Regions from separate parts of the Homo sapiens genome. Here region 2 is linked to region 1. The links are chromatin loops, found by intact Hi-C in ENCODE. Cell type or tissue: endothelial cell of umbilical vein. All regions are shown on one strand.

Region 1 (2,500 bases):
TGGTTTTGGGCAGAGCCAAAACAGACTTGTCTTCTTTCTATACAGGAACCAAGAATTTAAGACCAATTGGGGAAAAAATGAATATTAATGGAAAATGGTGAGTTAAACAAACAAGTTCCAAACAATTACAATTACCACATCTGTCCAACAGAGGGTGAGATTTTCATCCCCCATTTTGCTCAGAGAGCAAGGAACTACTAAACATTTATCAAGTGCTGGTAATTTATTTGGGCAACTTATATGTAAAGAGTGGGCTCTGTATCTTGTTCACTGAGGACCAGAGGAAAGGAAATTGATTTTGATTGCATTCAAAAATTTATTTTCAAGAAAAGAATACACTTCCTCAGAGTAGTCCTTCATGTTTAATTATGGGAATGGATTCTTGCCTCTGACTGTGGCATCTTGGTTGCTTAAAAACATAAATGTCGTTGTCTCAGATGACCCTGGACCATGCATTTATTCGCATGGGGTTCCATTAAATGGTTTCCAGATGGCTCTAGCACCCGATGTTGTGATTTTATTTTATTTTTATTTTAAAGATGAGGTCTCACTCTGTCATCCAAACTGGAGTGCAGTGGGAACTGATATTGTGATTAATGAGTGTCCATTTCAGTAGCAGTCTTCATTAGGCTGGTGAGATTTGTAGCAAATTCAGTTAGAAGTAGAGCAGATTGTCATTCGAAGTTGATTTGTTCCTGCACTCATTCATGGATTCATTCTTTCAGAACTCACTGAACTCTTGCTGTTTGTCAGACATTGCCTTCCTAGGCCAGACAGTTCTTGGGAGAAAGACAGTTCATCACAAATTTTTAAATTTACTTTTGATTTGATTTTATTTAAAACTCTTACCTTAAATTAGCATAATTGCCTAAGTTGCTCAGAAAGAGAATATTCTTGTGACATTAATGGAAAATCTAGGACTAGTCATAAAAATACTTGAGAGAAAGCCCGCAATTGATAGATGAACTGACAGATTTCTGAAAGAGAAAAAGGAGACCCATCTCTTCCCATTTGTGGTTTCAAATTGATAGTATCAGAAGTTGCAAATTGGCCATAACAGTGGCTTGAACAGACATTCCATTCTCTAATGTCTGGTAAATACCACACTAATGATCGCATGAGATAATGGACAGAAAAGTGCTTTGAATGAATTTAAAGTGCGGTACAAGTTGAAGGTATAATTATTATCATATTTATAATTAACGTTTCAGATATGGTATGTTTTTATTATCCCCTAATATGTTATAAGTCAAGCTGTTATGAAATCTGAGGTGGTTGTTAGCTCTTCTCTTAGGGGGTTACAATTGTCAAACGTACAGGCTTAAATGCAAGTCATATCTATGACTGCCCTCACGAGCTTGTTCTGGAGGTCTGAATGAGGTACTAACCAGAAAATGGACATTATGTGCTCTTTGCCTGACTCTGTGTGACTATGTTATCTATGGAGTCCTGGCACGTGCATTTCCTGACTTTCGGTTTTAGGGAGTATATTGCCTATGGTTTCCAAACTGAAACAACACTACCCCATAGTGGGTAAAACAAAGTGTGTCAAATCTTTTCATTGTCACAATGACAGGTGTTGCTGCCAGAATTTATTGTTTGGGGACTGGAGAAGAGAACTGTTCTACACAATAAAAAATTATTGAGAAACACATTATCTGACTCTTCTTACCTCCAACTTATTATCTTTTTGAAGTTAGGGTTGCCAGATAAAATGTAAGTATACAAATGCAATACTTGAGACATCATACTTCTACTACAACATTATTTGATATTTATCTGAAACTCAAGTTTAACTGAGCATCCTGTGTTTTCTTTGTTAAATATGGCATCCCTACTTCAAGGACCCCAGTTCATGTTCAAATGTGAAATCTTGACAATTCCAGAGCAGCTACAATGTGGTGTGAGCATGACCCATGATACAAAAAAGACTAAGAGATCTACCTGGACTTCTTATTCATAAGTCTTGCTTCTGTTTATTTCCAGACACTGTACTCATGAGCCCCAGTTAAAGAAAGAAATGCCCCAGCAGAGGTTGGGAGTGAGGATGCAGGTCAAAGTCTGCCTGAATTTAAGTCCAAAGTCTGCATTGCAGGCCTTCTACCGTTGACTGTGCCAGGCATCTGGGCAGGTGTTGAGCACATGCATAGGAGTGTGATATATATGGCTTGCCCAAGGGAACTTGCAGTATAACAAGGGAGACAGACCCATACACGATGAACTCTAATGCAATAGCATCCACCCTGTAAGAGTAGTGCAAGCAAAGTTCTGTGGTGCACTAGAGACCTAATGTACAGCATAATGACTATAGTCAATAATACTGTATTATATACCAGGAATTTTCTAAGAGATGATTTCAGGTGCTCTCACAACAATGAAAAATTGTAGAAGGATATGGCTATATTAGTTTGCTTAATTGTGGTAATAATTTCACCAAGTATATGTATATCAAAACATATTGTATATCTTAAATACATAGAATTTTTATGACAAAAATAGA
Region 2 (2,500 bases), 250 kb after region 1:
TTCTGGTGAAATTTTGAATAGAGAAAATGGCCTGATTTAGATAAATCAACTGAAAAAGTGTACACAGGAGCCCATTTCTTTATCCAATCCTGGAGTTAAAGGCAGTAACATTCGTTAGTTTCCTCTAGCAAATAAGAAAAAGTGCATCTCAGAGGATTCTGAAACGGTGATATAGCTACTTAAAGGCACTGTAGCTGCAAGAATCCCAATCAGTTCAACAGATGTTTTCTGAGCTCCTACTATGTGCCCACACTGTGCCAGGTACTAGCAATACCAAGGTGAAAAACAACAACAACAAAGCCCTGTCATTGAAGAGCTCACTGTCTAATCTAGGGATGGCAAGGACATTTTCTCTCTCCTGCCAGCCCTCAGAGTATGGTATTGAGGAGGATTCTAAGGTCTAGTCTGGGTTTGGTGGGCCATCCATTAGTGATGTCTGACATGGTTGTAGAAGTTGAGAGTAGCAGCTTACATGTCATATGTTTTGACACATATGGTCTAGTCAGAATCATTTCAATTTCATTTGAAAGAGGATATAGCTTCTGTACTCTGTTATGCTCCTGTCTTCCAAATCAACAACTGTATTTTACTGGAGGTTACCTGTATCCAGAGGGTTTGTAACAAGTAGAGACCCTTTGCATTTTGTGTGATTAAGAGCAAGGCACCGTTAGGAAATGAGAGTTGGATTCCATCACTATCTCCACACTATGCAGTTAAAGATGTTTTAATAAAGTAAAATTGTCAGATGTTACAGAGAGGCAGAAAGAACAACCAGATTAGGAAAATGTACAAATTCATATGTGTCCTGGAGTTGAATGGACATTAAATGATAAGCGTTGGATGACTTGTGGTGACCATATCTTTTAACCCTGTCTACTGAGTTATCAACACTATTCTACTGGTTAACTAGAGATGCTACCTGCAGGCATCCACTGTCTGGTCCAAAGGCATGTGCCACTATGACCACAGCTGTGGTCTGTGTAGCTGCTGCGGCAGCGATGTGTGTGTCTGGCGAGGGCTAGGGTTTAATCCTTGGATTCTGCTTCTCACTCCATGAGCAGGGGCTAGGAGCGATCCCGAACTGCAGCCTCAACCCTGGGAGGGATGGAGACCTGTGTCATTCAACAGCAGTGACCCCTTCTGGCCAATTTAAGGAGAAGCATTGAGGGGCCCTGAAAGGAGTCACTTCCAGTCCTCCTCAGAGGTTGGTGGTCTTTGCACGGGGGATTAGTGAGAAGATGTGAAATGGGTGAGAGCTGGTGGCACCTCCGGGCTTCCAGCAAGGAGCAGAAGTTGGCCTTGTGGGGAGCTGAGGGCATATGGACCTCTCTCAGATGGCTCGCTGTTGTCTCTCGTGGACACACAGGATAGAGATGGGAAGGAAATGTACTCTCACTGCCAATGTTGGGGGGATTTTTAACAAAATGGGGGGGAAATGTTGCTAACAACCCCTAATCAGAGGCAGCCTAGAATGTGCATCATGCTTTATTTATTTTGTGTGAGAATAACAAATCAAGACTGCCAGAGCAGATAATCACTATCCTAGTCTAGAGGCTTAGAAGAACCAATAGAAACATGCACATAAATTTTTAAGTGGCCTTAACTGTCTATGTGCATATGAAGCCCTTAACTTGCCATTTGTCAATTATGCACGCACACAAACACATACACACACACACACACGCTCTCTCTCTCTCACACACACACACAACTAAGTATCTAGCTAGGGATATTTTATATAATTAGTAAAACATATGTGGCATCCCTTTGAAATTTAGTACATTTAAAAACACCTATGCCTAGACATCTTTTCCAGCTGCTCCTAGAACAAAGATTCACCGAACAGATTACAAGCCTGTTGGCTCCATTGGAAATGATTCAAACCACTATGTTCATAGTACTTTTCTTCAATGATTGTTGTTTTCTAATTCAATGAATGCATTTGGAGTGTTGAGAGCTTTTCTTTTAATATCATGCTTAAGTTGGCTGCTTTTTATTTTCCTCCTCCTCTTTCAAATTATGCTTCCTCATACTCTCCCATCCTCTCTCAATGACTTTGGAGTCACGATACTAATGCAGACCCACTTGGTTGGTTAACATCCTTCTCCTGCCCTGTGACGCCTTACGCATGTGTTTTCCAAGCCCTTCAAGTGTGCTGGACACAAGTCATGAAATGAGATTAACCCTCAGGTCATGCTCTGTACAACCTAGCCCTATTCTTTCCATCTCCCTTTGTTCTTGATCATAAGTGTCATCTCCTAATTGCCTATAACTCAGTGGCACTCTTTTATCCTGAACATCCCCAAACAGGTAACACTGCAGCTGCCCAGCTAACTGAATACCATTCATGCCTCTGTGGTGGCCACACTCCATCTAAAATCCTGTCATCCTTTCTGCCAGTCAGAAGGACGGTATCTACTTTGCATCTCACCTTAACAGTCTTCATGAGTCTCGTTCCATGTCACTGTCATTTCTGGTTCTTCATTGCATAATAAATAAA

Evidence for each region. Hi-C counts contacts between places; a loop is a spot of excess contacts. Peaks named below come from ENCODE experiments on the same cell type or tissue, not always from the same donor. Only the 100,000 strongest peaks of a DNase experiment are listed, where the experiment ranks them.
Region 2: a loop joins it to region 1, with 8 times the contacts of the local background. A loop is called at or near these places in 8 of 110 quality-filtered maps.

What each region holds. Positions count from the first base shown.
Region 1 is chr4:16,750,004-16,752,503 of GRCh38, reverse strand. The region is part of intron 2 of LDB2 (LIM domain binding 2); the gene reads left to right. Among named protein-coding and RNA genes, the nearest start is that of LDB2, 150 kb to the left of the region's middle. In endothelial cell of umbilical vein, no CTCF peak of the experiment used is centred here; a DNase peak (open chromatin) is centred at 1,483.
Region 2 is chr4:16,504,544-16,507,043 of GRCh38, reverse strand. The region is part of intron 7 of LDB2 (LIM domain binding 2); the gene reads left to right. The region is part of intron 2 of LOC105374505 (a long non-coding RNA gene); the gene reads right to left. Among named protein-coding and RNA genes, the nearest start is that of TAPT1-AS1, 280 kb to the right of the region's middle. In endothelial cell of umbilical vein, a CTCF peak has its summit at 1,161 (motif pointing left); no DNase peak of the experiment used is centred here.